2 separate regions of the Mus musculus genome follow, and region 1 is linked to region 2. Evidence: chromatin contacts called from ENCODE Hi-C or POLR2A ChIA-PET data. All regions are on one chromosome and are shown on one strand. The core of a region is the stretch at or near the end of the contact, and the rest is flanking DNA. Distances in the headings are between cores, read along the strand shown. Region 1 has its middle 15 kb from the start of Gm15322. Region 2 holds the start of Map3k1 (mitogen-activated protein kinase kinase kinase 1).

Region 1 (2,835 bases), core at 18-2,517, 170 kb before region 2:
AACCGAGGCTCTCGCCAGCTTTGGGACCCAGGCCAGTGAGTCGATTAACCTTTGCAAGCTCCCATTTCCTCATCCAATGGGTGAACTAATGGATACATACCCTGCCTACCTCACAAGACTGAATAAATCCCCTTAATGAAGTGTGATATTTGAATGCAAACCCTACAACATACAAGAACACTATTACCTCTCTAAACATACCTCTCTGTCAGTGTTCACTACATGTTAGATGAATGGATTAATAATACAACCAGGCAAACCTTATGACCATTTATTTCCCCCTTTAAATCTGGAAGATTGTGACGTTCCTTTGTGGGAGTAAAAGAGAGGCCCATCCTCGTCAGAAACAGCCACTTCCTCTTCTCTTCCCTTTGGTTTCAGGACTGTAATATGAGCACACAGTCACTTTACTCTCCCAGTTTCCACTCTCTCTAATTACATGGTGTTATGAGCCAAAAGATAGACCACGAGATCTCAATGTTGCTACAACTTGCCAGTGACGTAAATTATCATTAACACACTGCATCCGAAACTAAGAGCGCTTCACCCAAAATGCTCCCGCGGGGAAACAGCCCACTGAAATGACAGAGCGAAGGCAGAGGCTGAGGTCACAGCTCCTGGAACACAACAACCTGTAGATGTTTGAAGAAAGCGAATTATTGCTACGGCCGGTCTTGATGGAGACTAAACTAACTGCACTTATCTGTAATGAGTTTTTACAAAATAATGCTACCAACGCAGTTCACACATGCTGGAAACCGGGCTAAGCTGGCTTTCAGACATAAGGCCATCAGTGCATTCAGAGAAACAATCGCTGCAATTATAACTAATTAACTGGCCTAAACAGTTGGGAGCCGGTTGGAGAGGTCTGAGCTGAAATGTAAATGAGGAGGGAGGGGCCTGCTGCAAAGAGATGGTGTGGCATATTTGTTTTGTTTTGACTTCTTTCCAGACATATTTCAGTTTGCATAAGTATTTGAAGGTCGGATCAGACAGGATTTACAGCACAATGGTATCAGGAATGTCTTTATGAAAACTCTGATATGGTCTAAATTAGGTTTCAAGAAGGGGCGGGGCAGCCGTGGGAGCTCAAGTCTATATCAGTGTCTACTCTGCACCCTAATGGGCACCTCGAACCACTTCATCCGTCACAGGCCAACAAGTGAGCCCTTTAGGGAGTGGATCTCAGCTATCGATTCCTGCAGCATCAGAGGCAGCCCCGAGGGAGCTCCCCAGCCCGCGGATTTCGGATTTCAGCAGTACTCTTGTGACCTTTGGTTGACCTTGGGCTCTGCGAGTGGAGGGTTAAAGTTGTCTTTTGGCATTGGAGCCTGGCTTTTTCCTTCTCCAAATGCTTTCAGAGAAATCCGAGGGAACCCCACCCCTCTGCAGTGGGCAAGCTGCTTCCTGTAGAAGTAGAGAGGATCCTGCTTGCTCCGGTGAAAAGGGCTCTTCAGCACAGAAATGCCTTCTCTTTCTCGAGAAGTCTGCTTTCCCCTCAGCCTCTAATTACCACAAAGGCCTCTTTTGGCGTCTTCTCCATGAAGGCAGATAAAACAAAGCAATGTGTAAAAATCCAAAATCTGAGTGCTTTTAAGGTGAGAATGAAGCCAAGCCTGGCAGGCACCTGACAGACTAAACCGGAAGAGCCCGCTCCTCCATAAACTCAGTTTCCCCTCGGAGGTGATGGCTGAAGGGCAGGTAAGTCAGATGGGCCTGAAACTGCAGCAGCTGGCTCTCTTTAATAATGCCCGTCTCAGTGCTCGGCATGGCTATTTTGCGGCGTGCTGTGGAGTGAACAGGAAAGCTTCCAAGAGAGGTTTAATTGTTTACATTCAATGAAAGGAAAAGTCGGACTAGAAGTGCTCAGATATAATCTCGCTCTGATTAAAATGGTTCTATTGTGTTATGACCCATAACCCTGTTAGAAAGGTGAATCCAGGACTTTGCCCAGCCATGGGCACCCCTTTTATACAAGGGAGCTATACATGCAGGCATGGACGGACAGACACGCCTGGTGGCTCGCAGCCATCCTGGCTGCAAGAAGGGTTTATTTTCCTTTAGGAGTCCACAGCTGATCAGTGTTCTGCTGCCTGGGCTGTTTCATAACTTTCCGTGTAATTAAGCAGTTGGCATGACCTTCCATAGCAAGATAATAACAGGAGTTAGCCAAGGCAGGGCTTGTGCACAAGAACCCTTTGGGCTGCTCAAGCATTCAAATAGATGCAAAGCCAGCTTCCTAATCCAAAACCCAGTGGCACCTGGCTCCCTAGCATGTGAGCACACATACACACGATCATGCACACACACACGGCAAGCAATCATGGCACTATTTCCCATAACTCAGTAACCGCAGGGTCCAATTCAAAGATGGAGGGAAAGTACCCTGTGCACCATGTCTTACGGCTGAGCCTGGAGGTGTGCGTCAAGGTCACTCATTTTGAAACGGCAAATCTCTACAGATCGCCAGAAACAAGCTGGTTTTGAAAGAAATACGTCTGACTTTAAAAGAAAGCACATTAGCCACTGAGCACCAAATGGGTTTTAGTAAATGTATTTAAAAAAAAAAAAAAAGTCGGGCCTTCTTGGAAGGTGAAATCTGAATTGTGTTTCCTGCACAGCACAGAAAGCAAGCAGTGGGTGGGAGAGAGGGTAGCCTACAAAGATGGCCGCTGCCACCCATGCTGTTCCTTTCTGGGCTGCATATGCTGTCTCTGCATTGAGGAAGGAGCATTTGAGTCTCTCCTTGGATCTGAACCGTACGCTTAACTGGACAACGACGATGACAGGAGTGTGTCTGTGACTTCTGAGCCGCCTTCTTAGCTGCACACGGTC
Region 2 (2,700 bases), core at 71-2,570:
AAGCTGAAGTCAGGATCCCTTTTTAAAAATCCCTTTTGCCTCACCTTGCTCTCTGGCTGACATTACACACCTAAGGAGGGCTTCATTTGATCTACTTTGGAGAGGTTAAATGAATTATTTTGAGCTAGTTCAGGCTTTTGTCTAAATGCTGGAGAGATCTTTCCTTTCTCTGTAAGATGAAAACCCTTCTTACCCCTCCCCCCACGCCTCATGTCTTAATGTTTCACAAAATAAATCTAGAAATCCTGGGTTCTGAGAGATTGTCTATTCTAGACAAAGTGGCTAGGGGAAAAAAAAGTGGCAGAGGCGGGTGAGATAGGGACGACAAGGCAGCTTTATCCCGTTGAAAAAGGGTCGAAGGGGGGAAATCCCATATACGTATACTGCTTTTCTATCTCCAGCACATTTTCTAGACTCTGGGGCAGGAGAAAGGCGAGGGACGCCGCACAGGGCAACCAGGGAGCGGCGGCGGGAGGGAGGTGGGGGACCCGGGAACCGGCCTGTCACCTGACTGCCAGGAAGAGGGACGTGCAGCTGGGAGCATCTGTTGGGGGTGGGGAGAGACCTGGTAGAAGATGGCATGATCCAGCGCTTCCTGGCATAGCGCTGGCTCCTTCCCCAGACGTGCTCTCCCGCTTTCGGTTGGAGCCTGCCTTTCCAAGACGGGGGAGTAACCTCTGGCAGAGTACCCGGGTTGGTCCCTCTGCGTAGCCGGGGGAGTGGGGGGGAGGGTGTCCCAAACCAGCAGCTTCAGAGGTGCACAAGGTAGCGCAAGAAATCTTAAGTAGTGTTATTTGTGACACGAGGGCGGGACAAGAGGTCTGCTTTCCTAAGAGAAGGCTTCGCGTCCGCCCGTCTGCGGCAGGCGACAGTCCCGGGGCGCCACCTGCGCTTCGGGCGCGGGCCGGGCCGGTGCGCGCGGGGGCCCCCCCAGCAACCGCTACTAAACGCGTGAAGTGACAGACCGTGAGTCCTCCGGCTTGCGTCCCCTTCCAGAACCAGGGACTCACGCTCGGATTACTGCTTGCTCAAGGGTGGGCGAGCTCCCGCCGAGCCGCTGCCCCGCCCGGTCTCGCACTACCTGGCGGCGGCCTGGTTGCAGCGCACAACGCCCGGCGCCCGGTTCCCCGCATTGCCCCTGCCCTCCCACCTGCGCCGCGCGCCCGCCCGCCGCTCCGCGCTCCCGGGCCCCGGCCGGGAGGCGCGGCCCCGCTCGCGCCCGCGCCCGCGCCCTCGGCAGCAGCGCGCGCCCGCCCACCCGCCCGCCGCTCCGCCCGCCCCCCGCGCTCTCCCCGCCCCCTCCCTCCCCCGCAGGCACGAGCGAATGTAGCCCGCGAGAGAAAATGGCGGCGGCGGCGGGCGATCGCGCCTCGTCGTCGGGATTCCCGGGCGCCGCGGCGGCGAGTCCCGAGGCGGGCGGCGGCGGCGGAGGAGGAGGAGCTCTCCAGGGAAGCGGCGCGCCCGCAGCGGGCGCGGCGGGGCTGCTGCGGGAGCCTGGCAGCGCGGGCCGCGAGCGCGCGGACTGGCGGCGGCGGCAGCTGCGCAAAGTGCGGAGTGTGGAGCTGGACCAGCTGCCGGAGCAGCCGCTCTTCCTCGCCGCCGCCTCGCCGCCCTGCCCATCTACTTCCCCGTCGCCGGAGCCCGCGGACGCGGCTGCAGGAGCGAGTCGCTTCCAGCCCGCGGCGGGACCGCCACCCCCGGGAGCGGCGAGTCGCTGCGGCTCCCACTCTGCCGAGCTGGCGGCCGCGCGGGACAGCGGCGCCCGGAGCCCCGCGGGGGCCGAGCCGCCCTCTGCAGCGGCCCCCTCCGGGTGAGCGGCGGGCCGGGGCCGGGCGGGCAATGAATGAAGCGAGCGGGGCGCGCTGCTCCCGGGGCTCCGCTCGTTGGGGGTGGGGGGGGAGCCCGCGTCCCCGAGCCCTGAAGGTCGGGCGGCGCCCGGGACGGCGTGGGGACGGGACGGGAACGTGCGGGAGAGTTTGTTATTGTTTGCGGACATGTGACAGGCGTGGAAGCCGCGAAGGTGCGGGGCTCCCCGGGCCGGGTCCTGAGAGCCCCCGCGGCGCGAAGTGAGTTTGGGGGGCTCGGAGCGCGAAGGTGACGGCGGTGGGTCTGCGCGCTGTGACAGCCTAGAGCCCCTCGGCCCCACGGGGACGCGCGCCCGCGGGCAGGTACCGGGCCGGGCTCCGGCGGCGCGCCCCGGGCGGCCGGGGGATTCCGGGGACTGCGGGGGGGGGGGGCGCCTGTCAAAGCGACGCAGGCGGACGCTGCGGGCTCGCGGGGCGGCCGGGTCTGCGGGGACTCCGTGGCTGCCCTCGCTGCGTGTCCTTGGGAATTCCTCCCGCACCTCGGGGGCTAGAGCGCCCGGTGCTGGGAGTTTGAATCCGGCTTTGAAGTTAGCTTTTGGCGGAATGCTGTGGGATCCAGGACCGGATGTGTCAGCCATTCAGCTTCAAAGCTGTGGGGACTGCGCCCCGCAGCCCCGCTGCGTGGCGGGGACAGGGACGGTGCGGGGCTGCCGCTTTGCTCGCAGGGGTCTTCCGGTGCACCAGAAGTAGGATGTGCGTAAGATAGTTTACACCAACGGCTCTTTGGCCTCGCCCTGTTTTGGCTACTGGAAAGTTTTCTGTTAGAGGAAATTCTTTTAAGTATATGATACTTAAAAAAAAAATCTGATGAAAATACACAAAAGCATAAAATCTT

What was found. Hi-C counts contacts between places; a loop is a spot of excess contacts on that map. ChIA-PET counts read pairs that join two places held with the same protein, here RNA polymerase II (POLR2A).
Region 1: a loop to region 2 is called in a map of left cerebral cortex, with 2.9 times the contacts of the local background. The contact joins the enhancer-like site here to the promoter of Map3k1 in region 2. A Hi-C loop is called at or near these places in 3 of 37 maps with a recorded cell type or tissue (CH12.LX, T-helper 1 cell and left cerebral cortex). POLR2A ChIA-PET finds 5 or more read pairs at or near these places in 1 of 5 experiments (Patski).

The regions. Positions count from the first base shown.
Region 1 is chr13:111,978,044-111,980,878 of GRCm38, reverse strand. No RefSeq gene overlaps it. Among named protein-coding and RNA genes, the nearest start is that of Gm15322, 15 kb to the left of the region's middle. Within about 2 kb of position 1,267, at least 2 of the 3 ENCODE cell types and tissues checked have a DNase peak (open chromatin) inside an H3K27ac peak, as active enhancers do.
Region 2 is chr13:111,807,613-111,810,312 of GRCm38, reverse strand. It overlaps Map3k1 (mitogen-activated protein kinase kinase kinase 1), which reads left to right and starts at 1,320. Exons shown (of 20, transcript NM_011945.3): 1 at 1,320-1,810. The coding sequence starts at 1,344. It overlaps Gm15327 (a long non-coding RNA gene), which reads right to left and starts at 1,175. Exons shown (of 3, transcript XR_382912.2): 1 at 566-1,175.